Regions from separate parts of the Homo sapiens genome. Here regions 1 and 3 are each linked to region 2. Evidence: read pairs that join two places in POLR2A ChIA-PET (ENCODE). Cell type or tissue: K562. All regions are shown on one strand. Links, peaks and the distances in the headings refer to the core of each region. The heading gives the core; the rest is flanking DNA.

The links. Peaks named below come from ENCODE experiments on the same cell type or tissue, not always from the same donor. Only the 100,000 strongest peaks of a DNase experiment are listed, where the experiment ranks them.
Region 1: POLR2A ChIA-PET joins it to region 2 with 5 read pairs; 5 of 35 experiments call an interaction of 5 or more read pairs at or near these places.
Region 3: POLR2A ChIA-PET joins it to region 2 with 5 read pairs; 1 of 35 experiments calls an interaction of 5 or more read pairs at or near these places.

The regions. Positions count from the first base shown.
Region 1 is chr7:157,148,913-157,154,133 of GRCh38, forward strand. All of the region lies in intron 1 of UBE3C (ubiquitin protein ligase E3C), which reads left to right. Among named protein-coding and RNA genes, the nearest start is that of UBE3C, 13 kb to the left of the region's middle. In K562, for the core only: a CTCF peak has its summit at 2,909; a DNase peak (open chromatin) is centred at 2,159.
Region 2 is chr7:156,883,548-156,888,768 of GRCh38, forward strand. All of the region lies in intron 1 of LMBR1 (limb development membrane protein 1), which reads right to left. Among named protein-coding and RNA genes, the nearest start is that of LMBR1, 7.0 kb to the right of the region's middle. In K562, for the core only: no CTCF peak of the experiment used is centred there; DNase peaks (open chromatin) are centred at 2,704 and 3,044.
Region 3 is chr7:156,557,823-156,563,043 of GRCh38, forward strand. The region is part of intron 2 of RNF32-DT (RNF32 divergent transcript); the gene reads right to left. Among named protein-coding and RNA genes, the nearest start is that of LINC00244, 20 kb to the left of the region's middle. In K562, for the core only: a CTCF peak has its summit at 2,450; a DNase peak (open chromatin) is centred at 2,449; H3K27me3 peaks cover 2,221 bases.

The sequences.
Region 1 (5,221 bases), core at 419-4,418, 270 kb after region 2:
AGCCTGGCTCTGAAAATGTTAATTGACTGTCAGGACTGGTATTATTTAGCAACACTGCATTTGTTCCTTCGAATACAGTTATGCTGTATCCTTTACATGTAGGAGCAAAAGACTGTAGTTCCCTGCTATAGATAAGGTTAAGAATTCTTTTTTTGTTTTTTGAGATAGAGTTTTGCTCTTGTCGCCCAGGCTGGAGTGCAATGGCTCAATCTCGGCTCACTGCAACCTCCGCCTGCCAGGTTCAAGCAATTCTCCTGCCTCTGCCTCCGGAGTAGCTGGGATTACAGGTGCCTGCCACCACACCCAGCTAATTTTTCTATTTTTAGTAGAGATGGGTTTCACCATCTTGGTCAGGCTGGTCTCGAATTCCTGACCTCAGGTGATCCACCCACCTCAGCCTCCCAAAGTGCTGGGATTACAGGCGTGAGCCACTATGCCTGGCCAGGAATTCAACCGATTTTTAAAAATAGAAACCAAGCGGAATGGAAGGAGTGAGACTTGAGACTAATTGTCTCATTGTCTCATTTTCTTTGGACATTAAATCTGGGCCTACAGGGAGGTGAGTAAAGCACCATACAGTATTTAAGGAGGCACTTACTCTCAGGTTCATGCACAGGCGGACCCTGCACTGGCACATCCCTGAGAGTGAGTGCCTCCTTAAATTTGTGCCTTAAGCATCTGGCTTGCCTCATGATATCCCCTACTTGGCTTTAACCACTTGAATGTGTGCTGATTTTCTTGAGTTACAGTGTGAATTGCCAGCTAGGGTCCTTAAAAGGTTGAAAAAATAGATGGTCTCATAAGACCATAGAATAGCCTCAAAAGAAGTTCTTGCAAAAGCTGTAAGGAGCTTCACTCTGTGACTTTTCTTTAATTCTTCTATTATAGAATGTAGGCACCTAGGAATTTGGAAGTGGGGCATCTTATTCTTTGACTGTGACCCCTGTTTTTTACTGCCTTTAAAGCAGCTGCTTTCTGCATGTCCTTGTTCTCCTGTCTCAGGCCTCCAAATGCCGCCCTTTACCATTTGTCAGCATGAAGGAGAAGCCATGCTTTCCATAGCCCATCACCTTCGATGGTGGTCAAATTACAGGCTGTAATACCTGCTGTTGCTGAGGGCATACAGACACTGGGCACAACCTACCTAGGGTTGGTTATAACAGATTTATCAAGAGTCTAACAAGGCCAGGCATGGTGGCTCACACCTGTAATCCTAGCACTTTTGGAGGTGGAGGCTGGCAGATCACTTGAGGTCAGGAGTTCCAGACCAGCCTGGCCAACGTGGTGAAACCCCATCTCTACTAAAAATACAAAAAATTAGCTGAGTGTGGTGGCACCCGCCTGTAATCCCAGCTACTTGGGAGGCAGAGGCGGGAGAATCGCTTGAACCCAGGAGGCAGAGGTTGCAGTGAGCTGAGATCATACCACTGTCCTCCAGCCTGGGTGACAGGGCAAGACTCTGTCTCAAAAAAAAAAAAGAGTCTAACAAGATATGTCCCCTCTAATCCAGCAGAACAAATTTCTACATTTAGAAACGTAAAAATTTATTCTAGTGAACTAATATGCATAAGAGAAGATGCATGGGAAAGGTGATTTATGGCATTACTTATAATACTGAAAAATACTGAAACAGCCTACATGTCTAAATACAGGACATTTGTTAAATAACCGTTAATATAACAATGCAGTGAAATACTGTGCAGCCATTTAAAATGGTCATGATGCGTATTAATGTCTGTCATTAATTTATTAACATACTTGTATTTATGAACATGATTTATTGTTAATGGAAATAAGTAGATTACAAAACAGGATTGCAGTCTGCATTTAAATTATGTTTATCTGAACAGTAAAGATAGCTAGTTTCCCAGTTTCTTAATTTCCATTGAATAAAAGAAAGATACTAGTTGCTTATTGCTGTGTAATAGAGCTTAAAGCAATACGTTTTTGTTACCTTGGTCAGTTCTGTGGGGCAGGCATCTGGATCTACTTCTGCGCTGGCCTGTTCACAAGCCTGGAAGTTAGTGCTGGCCGTTGGCAGGAGAGTCAGTTCTCGGCCGCTTGCGGGGCTTCTTAGGGATACCGTGTCCTCATGGCAGCTGGCCTCCCGCTAAGCTGCTGAGCAGACAGAGCAGGGAGGAAGGGCAAAGCCTGTGGTGACTTTGGTCATGGTGTATTTGTCCAGCCCACTCTCGGGGTGAGGGGAGTCGGGCTCCACCCCCTAAAGGGCAGCAGTAGCAAAGCGTCTGTGGACATAATCCTGAAGCCACCGTAGAAGGGAGCTTCAGGTTTAGCTTAGTCGTAAACGCTGGCGCTGCAAAACAAATACGCTGTGTTTTCTGCCTCAGCCTATTAGGAGTTAAAAATTGTGGTTTTCCTTCTTACCTCTTACCTTCTGTATCAGTAGTTATTGGCTACATAAATAACAACACAGTGAGTTAAAAAGCAAGCATTGTCAACATACATTTTGGTGAATGTGAGTTCACTCGGAGAAGATTGTATAGCTCTTTGGAAATGTAACAAAGAAATTGGCAAACTAGGAGCAGCTTAAAAAACAAGTAAATAGAGACCTGACTTAAAATGCTATTTTTCTAGATGTGCCCTCCTGATCATGTGCTGGCTTTTCTTGTGAACTGTTACCTTCTCCCGTATGCTGCTTGGAAATGCTTAGGTTCCTGCATTATCCTGCCGGAAATACTATCTATTAAGCCGTTTAAGTGTCTTCCTCAAAAAAGCCCAGTAGAACCATAAGGAGTAATTTTTTGTAACAATGCAAATTCACTGATTTAGATCATTTAGCTTTTTAATCCATTTGCCCTTGGAGAGAAGAGGGGGCTATGCAATTGGACCAAGAGGAGTCAATGATTTTGAAGTCAGTCAGCCCTTGGTTTGTCACCATGACAACCGTGGAGCAGGAGGTAGCCACATCATGACAGGGAGGAGAGGTGAGTGAAGTGAGAAGCAGGGGAGCATCACAGTAAAGTGGCCGTCATCTGAGAACTCTTCTGCACAGCCTCGTACCCAGAAGTTTGTTCCCCTTCTGTTCTAGTACCATGTGTGTATCCTATTTCCAGAACCCCAAGCAAGCATCAGTTTTTGTGTGCTGGACTGGGTAGGATTCTTAGGACTATTTACATATTAACATTACTGTCACCAGTTAGAGGGACAGCATGGGCAAAGCTGTCCAACCATGGAGACGTGGTGTTCAGCTACAGGTTGTGGCCAGAATGGGGGTGGGCAAAGGGTGTAGGGAAAGTGGAAGAGAAGGCTGGGAGGAAGGTAGTCAGGGACAGAGCTGGGAGGAAGGTAGTCAGGGAGAGAGCTGGGGGAAAGGTAATTAGGGACAGAGCTGGGGAGCATTGTAGGCCACACTAAGGCATATTCAGGGAGGACTGGAAAGCCGCTAAAGAGTTTTAAGCACATTAATGAGACTTAGGTTTTAGAGATGCGTGGGGGGCAGTTTGGGTGTTTGAATCTAGGGAGGCAAAGCCTGAAGCCAGGGAAATCAAGGGAGAAGCACCCACACTTGTGCCTGAAGAGCAATGAGGGCCTAAAACCTGCAGTGGGCATTTTCTTTTAAGGATGTTTGTGTTTCTCTCCTTGTTTGTCACATGCAGATCCTTGCGCTCCTCACTATTTGTTCTCCTGCAGGGCACTTTTCGTTTATGAGCTCATTGATCTCGACTTCTGATATGTGAGGCAGAGGTGTTAGTGTCCTGTGGAGGAAGAAATCAAGGCCTGGAGTCCAAATAATTTAGCAAAACCCCCAACACTGCCCTGTGGTTTGTTTATCCGGATGCTGTACGGCCTCTCCCTCGTGTCTGGGCAGGTTGTCTTGCCGGCACATCTTGCTTCTGTCTCCTGCTTTACTTGTGCATTCCTGTAACTGCTTGGGAAGTTGAGGACCACATCCTGCAGGCACTGAGAAGGTGGTTCCAACAGTCCTACATCTTTTGGAACTAATTTTTCTTACAGTGCAGCTTTAACGTTGTTTAATTTTTTGCCAGGTGTGGTGATGCACGCCTGTAATCCTAGCACTTTGGGAGGCTGAGGGGGGTGGATTGCCTGAGGTCAGGAGTTTGAGACCAGCCTAGCCAACATGGCGAAACCCTGTCTCTACTAAAAATACTGAAATTAGCCAGGCATGGTGGTGGGCGCCTGTAATCTCAGCTACTTGGGAGGCTGAGGCCGGAGAATGGCTTGAACCCCAGGGGAGCAGAGGTTGCAGTGAGCAGAGATCGCACCACTTCACTTCAGCCTGGATGAAAGAGTGGGACTCCCTCTCAAAAACAAAACAAAACAAAATTGTTCAGTTTTGTACATATTATTTTAGAGCTGTGTGAGCAGACGCTAGATTGTTGGCAGTTAGTATGGTTCACATCACATCTTGCCACTGTGAAACCCCTTTACTGCAAAAGACGAAATTTTAGAAAGTGTAACCTTGAAAAAAAAATAGTTAACTCTGGAACCAACTGTCTGTGACTTAGCTGTTCATCTTTTCTGGGCTTTTCTTTGTTGTATTGCGTAATGGGAGAGTCACAATTCTCTTTCTAATTTGTTTTTAACAGAGTCCAGGTCTCACGGCGTTGCCCAGGCTGGTCTTGAACCGAGCTCAATTGATCCTCCCACCTTGGCTTCCCCAGGTAATCCCAAGTGTTGGGATTACAGGTGTGAGCCACACGCCCAGCCAGAAAGTCATAATTCTTGATAAGGATAAAACCAAACTAGATTATCACGAATCTTCCTTGCTCTAAGAATGGTTGCGTTTCTACTCTGCAGTCAGTGGCCTTTTTAAAAAGTTAACTTTTCCTCCCGGCACTCTGGGAGGCTAAGGCAGGCAGATGCCTTGAGCCCAGGAGTTCCAGATCAGCCTGGGCAACATGGCGAGATCCCGTCTATACTAAAAATACAAAACAAACAAACAAACAAAAAAACGGGCATGGTGGTATATGTACCTGTGGTTTCAGTTACTCGGGAGGCTGAGGTGGGAGGACGGCTTGGTGGGGCGGGGGCGAGGTTGCAGTGAGTGAGCCAAGACCGCGCCACTGCACTCCAGCTTGGGTGACAGAGCGAGGCCCTGTCTGGGGGGGGAAAAGTTAACTTTTTCTGTTTAAAAAAAATGATAGGCCGGGCACGGTGGCTCACACCTGTAATCCCAGCACCTTGGGAGGGAGGCCGAGGTGGGTGGATCACGAGGTCAGGAGTTCAGACCAGTCTGGCC
Region 2 (5,221 bases), core at 769-4,768:
GGAGTAGGAATCTCCTATGGCTGCTGTAACCAAATTACACAAACTTTGTGACTTAAAACAACACAAATTTATTGAGTTTCACTGGGCTAAAATCAAGGCGTGAGCAAGGTTGCTTCCTTCTGGAGACTCTAGGAAAGAATTCATTTCCTTGACGTTTCTAGCTTCTGGAGGCCGCCCACACTCCTTGGCTCATGGTCCCTCCTCCTTCCTCAAAGGGCATCACTCCAACTCTGCCTCTGTCATCACATCTCCTCTGACTCTGACCCTCCTGCCTCTCCTATAAGGACCCTGTGACCACATAGAGCCCACCTGGATAATTCAGGGTAATTCTCCTTTAACATACTCACATCTGCAAAATCCCTTTACCCATGTAAAGTAACACACCACAGGCTCCAGGGATTACCACATGGATTACCAACTTCAGGGGCCATTATGCTGCCTACCGCAGAGGGGAAGCTGATTTAACCCAGTTTAGAAAAGTCAAATACAAATGAAACCTCTATACCTCTATCCCATTCCTTTTTGCTCTTCTATGTTAGAAAATCACTTCAACTTATGTTGGCTATTGGATTTGTTTCTAATACATCATTCCACTAGAAGACTTTACAACCACGTGAGAAAAAGAAATGCAGCCCCTGACATCTGGGAGCTGGCCTGGTAATATCACAGCTGGGCCTTGGTGTTGCTGTAAACTGGCTAACAACTCAGAGCAAGGCACACACCTAGGCCTTGATGACTGACTCTTCTGCTGAACATCAACAATTTCAGAGAACATCAATATCAGACAAGACCATGATGGATAAAGACTAAACAAGACCACTCTGTAATCACTCCTGAACACAAGCAAAAAAAAAAACATGAACATTGTCCAAATCACAGAAATGACCAACTCTCTATCCTGGCTAACAGGAATGACTGTTGCTTCTTTACCAGTTACAGCTTTAGCTTTATTCCAGTCTTCTTTCCTTCTAGAAAAGATTTCTTAAGCTATCCAGTTACAGAATTTTTCCAGCTTCCTAACAGCACCCCATACAGATCAAAGCCTCACTTCCTTAAACCCTTCCCAAACTACCTAGTAGAAGCCCAAATCCCATTTGAAAAGTTACTGAAACACCCCACAGTTCCCCATGGAACTCACTGAAATATGCAATAAGCCCAATTTGTCCAACTACAGGTGTGCTCTTGGAGGTCTTTCACTGGAGGGCAATGACAAAGGTCAGAAGACTACAGACTCCAAGATAACTGCATTCTGAACTTACATACAAGATTGGTGATTGGTTCCCACCTTCTGCCCAACCACTATTCCCAAGTGGGAAGGACTAAAGTTTTTTATCTCCTGCATAAAGGGTAAGCCATAGAGTTGAGGGCAAGACACCAGTAGAAAACAGCAGGTAAACTCATCTAGAGAGGCAGTAGATGAAGGATACTTCTATCCCCATTATCTCCCCACCTCCCATTTGGCCTAAAAGGAGCCAACTAAATGGGAAGGTTCTAAAATCTCTGTTGTGTAAGTCCCAGTCTGGCTGGGCACGGTGGCTCATGCCTGTAATCCCAGCACTTTGCGAGGCCGAGGCAGGGGCGGATCACCTGAGGTCAGGAGTTCAAGACCAGCTTGGCCAACATGGCAAAACCCCATCTCTACTAAAAATACAAAAATTAGCCAGGCATGGTGGCAGGCGCCTGTAATCCCAGCTACTTGGGAGGCTGAGGCAGGATAATCACTGGAATCTGGAAGGCGGAGGTTGCAGTGAGCCAGGATCGCTCCACTGCATTCCAGCCTCGGTGACAGAGCGAGACTCCGTGTAAAAGAAAAAAAAAAAAAAGTCCCAGTCAACCCCAGACTTGGTTCCAAAAATATTCTAGCCAAGAGGGGAGCTTAAGCCATACCCAGGATAAGGAAGAATTTAGATTGCGCAGCCAGGCCAGGCATGGTGGCTCACACCTCTAATTCTAGCACTTTGGGAAGCTGAGGCAGGAGGATTACTTGAGGCCAGGAGAGTTCAAGACCAGTCTGGGTAACACGGAAATAACCCGTCCATACAAAAATGGCCAGACGCATTGACTCACACCTGTAATCCCAGCACTTTGGGAGGCCAAGGCAGGAGGATCACTTGAGGTCAGGAGTTTGAGACTAGCCTGGCCAACATGGTAAAACCCTGCCTCTACTAAAAATTCAAAAACATTAGCCGGGCATGGTGGCAGGCACCTATAATCCCAGCTACTGGGAGGCTGAGGCAGGAGAATCACTTGAACCCGGGAAGCAGAGGTTATCGTGAGCCGAGATTGTGCCACTGCACTCCAGGCTGGGTGACAGAGACTCCATATCATAAATAAATAAATAAAATTAGCCAGGCATGGTGGTGGCACCTGTAATCCCAGCTACTCAAGAGGCTGAGGCACAAGAATTGCTTGAACCCAGGAGGTAGAGGTTGCAGTGAGCTGAGATAGTGCCACTGCACTCCAGCCTGGGTGACAGAGTGAGACTCTGCCTCAAAAAAAGAAAAAAAAAAAAAAAAAGACTTCCTTCAAGTAGGAAGATCTCTTGAGCCTGGGAGATAGAGGCTACAGTAAGCCGTGTTTGTGCCACAGCATTCCAGCCTGAGTGACGGAACCACACTCTGCCTCAAAAATAATTTTGTAAAGAGTCACAGCCTACAAGGTGGCAATCCTGATAGCTGGGAAGCATCCTCCCGCAGAGCACAGAAACAGACCTTCAAGGGAGGATAGAACAGGGATTTATGCTGAACGGGTTGGCCAAGTTTATATATTTAACAGGTTATAGGAGGAGCTATGAATATTCACAAAGTGGGGGAGGTCATGCACATGCAGGCTGAATAAACATGTATGTTACATACTTATCCATATTCACTTGTGGGTGGAGACTTAACATCTAAAAGGATTACAATGAGGCCCTGTAGTCAGATGGCGAAGCAGGGACATGAAGGCACTGAAGTGCACAGCCTCTGTAAACTGGCCAGAACCAGTTCATGCTCAGTGCTCTTATCAGGAGAAAGTTACTGAAATCAGTCTCTTGTCCAATCAAAGCTATAGTTATGGCTTGTGGAACAGGAGAGTGGGGATCACTTAGGGTCTGGCAGTGAGTGAGCTGCAGTTATCTTAATATTGCTTATCTGGAGGCCAGTGCTTGTTTAGCCGCTAGAAAAAAAGAAACACCTTGAGGCAGTTAGAACCAGTTTATTCTTTAAGGGGATGCTTTACTTAACCCTTGCCTGGCATGGCCCTACATTTTGTTCACAGTTGGGTATTTTATTGCCACAAAGAGTCTGTTCTCTCAGTCTTCAGATCTCTATTTTAACATTAATGCTGGTCAGCTGTGTTTAAACCTCAAAAGGGAGGGGGTATACTGAGGCGTGTCAGATGTCCCATCCCATTCTGGTTGGGAATTCAGTTTTTAAGGTTTCCTGGGGTCCCCTTAGCCAAGAGAGGGTATACTCAGTTAGCTGGCAGCCTTAGGATTTCATAGCTAGCTCTCAAAAGAAAGGAAATCAATCATTACTACCTGATACTAATAGCCAAAGTCAAATATGATCACTAAAGCAACTGACAAGAGAACTATGAGATATTCATAATACAAAAGACAAAATTATTACATGAGTATTTAAAAGTTAAACACTAGGCTGGGCGCGGTGGCTCACGCCTGTAATCCCAGCACTTTGGGAGGCCGAGGCGGCAGATCACGAGGTCAAGAGATTGAGACCATTCTGGCCAACATGGTGAAACCCCGTCTCTACTAAAAGTACAGAAATTAGCTGGGTGTGGTGACGCTCGCCTGTAGTCCCAGCTACTCGGGAGGCTGAGGCAGGAGAATTGCCTGAACCCGGGAGGCGGAGGTTGCAGTGAGCCTTGAGATTGTGCCACTGCACTCCAACCTGGCGACAGAGTGAGACTCCATCTCAAAAAAAAAAAAAAAAAAAAAAGTTAAACACTATATTGTACAAAAAAATTAATTCAAAATGGATCAGACCTAAACCTAAGAGCTAAAACTATACAACTCTTAGAGGAAAACCTTCATGATGCCAGTTGGTGATGATGCCAGTTGGTGATGAATTCTTGGATATGACACAAAAAAACACAGGCAACAAATGAAAAAATAGATCAATTGGACTACAAAATTAAAAACTTTTGTGCATCAAAGGACACTAGCAATAGAGTAAAAAGGCAACCCTACAGAATGGGCGAGAAGTGTTTGCAAATCACATGTCTGATAAGGGGTTAATATTCAGAATATATAAAGAACTCCTAAAACTAAACAACAAAAATCAAGCAACTCAATTCAAAAACAGGCAAAGAACAGATATTTCTCCAAAGAAGATGTCCATATAGTCAATAAGCACATGAAACAATGCTGAACTTCACTTATAATTAGGGAAATGCAAATCAAATCCAGCATCAGATACCATTTCACATCCATTTTAAAAAAAAGAAGAAAAACAGAAAACAATGTGTGTTGGTGAAGATGCGGAAGAACCAGAAACTCTGGCTCCTTGCTAGTGGGAATATAAAATGGTACAGCCTCTGTGGAAAATGGTATGGCAGTTCCTCAAAAAAATTAAACATAGAGGCCGGGCGTGGTGGCTCACGCCTGTAATCCCAGCACTTTGGGAGGCTGAGGCGGGCGAATCACGAGGTCAGGAGATCAAGACCTTCCTGGCTAACATGGTGAAACCCCGTCTCTACTAAAAATACAAAAAGTTAGCTGGGCGTGGTGGCGGGTGCCTGTAGTCCCAGCTACTCGGGAGGCTGAGGCAGGAGAATGGCATGAACCGGGGGGGCGGAGCTTGCAGTGAGCCGAGATTGAGTCACTGCACTCCAGCCTGGGAAACACAGCGAGACTCTGTCTCAAAAAAAAAAAAAAAAAAAATTAAACATAGAATTATCATATGATCCAGCAATTCTACTTCTGAATTGAAAGCAGGGACTCTAATAGATATTTGCATACCCATGATCACAGCAGCATTATTCACAATAGCCAAAAACAGAAACAACTCAGGTCAATTGATGAATGAATGGGTAAGCAAAATACAGTATACACAAAAAGAAAATATTATTCAGCCTGAACAAATTCTGGGCCAGGCACGTTGGCTCCCGCCTGTAATCCCAGCACTTTGGGAGGCCAGGGTGGGTGCATCACTTGAGGCCAGGAGTTCAAGAACAGCCTGGGCAACATAGCAAAAACCCCATCTCTACAAAAAATTAAAAA
Region 3 (5,221 bases), core at 419-4,418, 330 kb before region 2:
ATTTTTACTTTTCACTTTAAAGCTGTCTCTGTCACATAAACTTTTTATAATGATCATACGTTAATTTTTAATCTGCATTTGTAGTTCTAGATGTCAGGATGTGCTGGAGAAGGCTCAAGTTCTTGCCTCTCCAACATCAACTCCTTACAAAAGTTCGTGTTGTAAAACATTTTACATTTAACAACAGATTGTAGTCTATTCCTATTATTCTTTTTTTTTTTTTTTTTTGAGAGGGAGTCTCGCTCTGTCACCCAGGCTAGAGTGCAGTGGCGCGATCTCCGCTCACTGCAACCTTCGCCCCCCCAGTTCAAGTGATTCTCCTGCCTCAGCCTCCCGAGTAGCTGGGACTACAGGTACCCGCCACCATGCCCAGCTAATTTTTGTATTTTTAGTAGAAACGGGGTCTCACCATGTTGGCCAGGCTGGCCTCGAACTTCTGACTTTGTGATCTGCCCACCTCAGCCTCCCAGGTTCCTATTATTCTTTTGTGCCCACAATGATGAACACACCTGGTGATTCAGACCTCAGGAACCCTGGCCTCATCCCATGCTCTGATCTCATCCACACTGGCCTGTTGCCTGGTTAATGAGCTGTGATATCATAGCTTGTGAGGATGCATACTTGAGCAGGGATGAGACGCTAGGCAATGTTAGAGTCAACGCAAAGAAAAGAAATAAATACATTCCAAGCAGTACAGAAGGAAAAAAAATCTTAGGTATAATGGTTTTTTTCATAAAAGCATTCTAATTTCCTGAGTACATATTATAGTAATGTTTTAGTTTAAATGTTTTTTGATACAGAATTTCACTCCATTGCCCAGGCTGGAGTGCAGTGGTGCAATTGAAGTTCTGCTTATGATCATCTAATCTTAGAAAATAAAGTTAAGAAGTTGCTAGCCGATATATTAGAATATTTCCCACAAAAGGTGATCTTTGTCCCTTGAAAAGCAGAACCAAAAGTGGTTCCATGTATGTTTCAGAGTCATATAAACGTGGACCGCTGTGGAGGCAGCAGGACTCGCTCAGAGGAATGCTTGGAACATTATCATTTTTAATTCTAAATCCTCAAATGAGATAAAGTAGCCATCAAAATAGATTCCCGGCCTCTGATGGGATCTTGGGGAGCTAAGCCCCAGCTTCTGGTGTGAGCAGCCTAGGCCAGGTGACCAGGTCATGAGTAGGCCCATTTCTAACAGAGGGGTGGGGGGGGGTCTGCGTGGCTCAGGGGTGCATCCGGGAAGAAGACAGGGACCTGCTCAGGCGCGGCGACCACTCCAATGCACAAGCTGCTTGCTTTTGGCCAACTGGACTCCAGTAAGCTTCTTCACTGAGAGCTACAACAACCTGAAAATGATGACTCAGCCACAGGCATGACCAGGGCCACAGCTCGCATCTGTCCGTGCCAGGGAGGCTGTCCTTCAGAGCAATGGGCAACTGGAGCCTCTCCTGTCCTTGATCGCCTGGGCTGCCATAGCCAGGTGATGGCCTTCTTATCCAGGCATGGTGACTCGTGTCACCAGAGGGAGGGAGAATGCTTCCCATGCTAACCATGTTTGACTGTCCCTTTGTAGAACATTCTGATGTGTGTAAAGGATGAATTTGGGAATCTCCAAGCTTGGTTGACTTTGTAAAAGGAAAAGGTAAGAGATAAATGTGGACTCTGCCAATCCAGCACTGTCTAGGAGAGAGGACACTTTGAGACCCCCACACCTCTCGAGAAAGGCAACCCAAAGGGGAGCTGGGCACTGGGGTTCCAGGCAGTGGGGTCCCAGTGTCCTCATCCCAGGAGTGAGACCACCCCCACTGGATGCCAATAAAGCCCCTGAGGACAGCATTCACCTCCTTCTCTCTTGGGATTCCTGTTCACCGAACAGAGCACTCACTCCACACTCTCCCCTGGTATTCTGAGCCCTTCCACTGTTGCTTCGCCTTATAAATTAATAAAGCAGGGCCAGGCATGATGGCTCACACCTGTCATCCCAGTACTTGCTGAGGCCAAGGCAGGAGGATCTCTTGAGCTCAGGAATTTGAGACCAGCCTGGGCAACATAGTGAGACCCCCATCTCTGCTAAAAATTTTCAAAAAAAATTAAAATTAGCTGAGTGTGGTGGCCCACCTGTAGTCACAGTTACTTGGGAGCCTGAGGAGGGAGGATCACTTGATCCTGGAAGGTCGAGGCTGCAGTGAGCCATGATCGCACCACTGCACTTCAGCCTGGGCTGAAAGTGAAATTCTGTATCAAAAAACAAAGCAGACAACAAACAACAACAACAACAACAACAAAGTGGCATTCTGATTTCATGCATGTGTCTCATGAGTTCATTTAGGATAAGTTTGTCCCTGGGATTGGCAAGACTTTCAGGTTAGACCCAGAGCGCCAGGAAATCATGATGGCATCCCTAAAGACCTGTTGGGAGACAGTGAGCAGAACTTCCCTTGGCCGCCCCTAGAGGCTGCCACGAGTCTGGGAACATTGTGACTTTCTCTCCCAGGATAACCCACACTCCTGCAAGCGGCATTGAGGTCTTCGTCACCTGGCTCAGCCCAGCTCCTGGCCTCAGACCGCAGCTTTCTTATGCTGCACTTCCCAGCAACTCACAACTACTTGTACCCCACACACCTGCCCATGAGTGTGCATCCGCCCATCGCACGCACACAGCCTTATTCACAAGTGGGTCCTTAGCCTGCGGCTTCCTAAAACACCTACCCCCGATCTCCACGCCACAGGCTCCCTCGGCTTTCAGGTTTTGGCAAGATCACTTCCTCTTTATTGTGGCCAATCCCACTGCCCCAGCCACCTGAGCCCTCCCTGTCTCCATCTCCTCCGTCGTCATCATTTTATTACAATATTTAATGTATCTGTCTCCTCCCAGATAGTGAGCTTCCAGAGATGAGCAATTCTATAACTTTTAGATGCCTGGGATTTGCAACCTACTAAGTACAGGTATTGTAGGTGTTTCTCAAATGTGAAGTGAATAGCTAGAGCAAGATGTATTATCTATGTGTCAGAGGAAAATGCAAATGCAGTGAGTCTCCTGAGTGTTTCCTCACAGCACCAGGAGTGAAATGTTGGAGGAGGCGGAATGAGGCCTGAAGGAGCTTCCACCCGACCAACACCGGAGCCATGGGGAGGAGGGGGCTCCGCGCTCTCCCTCTCCTCTTCCCCCCTCTCCCTCTCCTCTTCCCCCCTGTCCTGACTGCTGGAGCCTCTCAGGAAGCAGTGTGTGAGAAAGGCGTGAAAATGAGAGTGAGGGGGATGAACTCCAGGCATCTGCGGGATCTGCCATGAAGAAGGAAACAGAAGGCAGGAAGTCACTGTGTGACTGCTGGAAGGAAAGAAAATTCCAGGGGCCAGCCATCCATCCAGGGCAAGTGTGCCTGGGTATCTGTTCATTTGCAAAAGTGCCTAAGTCTTCAATTACCTGTAAAATCAGACACACTTTCTCCCAACAATTTTTCTAAATTGGGTAAAGAAAGATATTAAATCCAATTTATAATATAATAAATTTTCCAAATTTGAAAAACTACTTTATATTCTCTAGGGAAGAGTCAGGCTGGAGGAATCTTGCCTTAACTCGCAGCTCCTACAGATTGCTTTTGACCATGAATATCTCATTTTATAGTCCCATTTTTCTAAGTGATATCCTGAACTAAGGAATAATTTAGATAATAAATCCATTTCAATTACTGTCCATTAGAAGACAGGAAAACATTAAGCCCAACCAAAGCTCGTGGGAATTATGGTTGCCCTTGCAGGTGAAAATGAATTTAGTGCAGCCATAGGTGATGCTGCCCTCCTCTAGCCCACGTTCTTTCTTATGGAAAGAGCACTCCACATTCAAACGACATGTTTCTCTGTCGTGCTTGTGAATGAAGAAACCATCATCTTTGAATTTTCGTAACACAAACTCGGACCCCATGACACAAAGTCACAACAGTGTGGGTCACAGAACTGTCTGATTCCCCGTCCCTTCCCACTCTCCTCTCCTCTCTCCTTTCTTTCTCTGACCTCCTTTGCTTGGCCATTCTGCAGCTCAGGAGACCTTCCCGCATTTCCAGACAGAAGCAGACAACAACTTGGCGGGGGCTGGGAGGCCCAATGTCAAATCTCTCAGAGAATCTGATCGGCTCCGCCTAGGTCAATACCCACCCTGGTCCACTCAGCTGTGCCATGGCCATCAGATCACACAAGTCGAACATCACTGATGGGTCAGGGCTCAGAGAAAGCAGCTGGTTCAGGGGTTAAGCAAGTGCTCCCGACATTTACTTCATAGTTTTCCCTAAAGCATTATGGGAAAAGTACATTTTGAAATACAGACAGGTCCCAAATTACAACAGTTGACTTATAATTCTTCACCTTTACAATAGTGTAAAAAGGGAGATGCCTTCAGTGGAAACCACACTTCAAATTTTGATCTTTTTCCAGGTTAACAATATACCATAGGATACCCTTACACTGCCTAGCAGCATCTGTGGCTCCCAGACAGCCAGCCCCACAGCCATGAGGGTGAGCAGCCTACCCTCAATAATTTTGCCAACTACGGGCTAACAAGCATGCTCTGAGCATGATTAAGGTAGACGAGGCTAAGCTGTGGTGTTCCGGAGGGTAGGTATATTAAATGAAATTTCAACTTCTGATATTTTCAATTTGAAATGGGTTTCAAGTTGAAGTTTCAATGGGTTCCTCATCATAAATTGAGGAACATCTGTAATTATTTATGCCTACATCAATGAGAAGATGGAGAAGTTTATTTTTCTTGTTTCCTTATGATTATTAGCATACATGCATCTTAACTCTTTTTAAACAGTGAGGAGCATGGGTAAAGATGGCCCAATTCCATCCTGTGTGAAGCTCTTATCATCACTCATGTTCAATCAGGATAAATAATTAAATAGCAATTATTTTGTTCTTCATCATTCACACTCATAATAATCATGGGAAATTCATCACGAATTTAGTAATTCCAAGGGGCTTTCAAGATGATTGATCAGAATGAGGAAGAGGAAATTGGCAAGGCTGATGAAAATATACTTGTTTGTCCTAGAAAATTACATCACACACATCCTTTTGTGTGATGGAGAATGGAGATGGACTTCCTCCTTACCATGCCGGCTGCTCCCTCTTCTCCCTCATTCTCTCAACCCTACCAGGCTCACTTCAAGGGCCATCAATGAGTCCCATAAGCCTCACAGGCAATCCACTGATTAAACTCTTCCTTCAG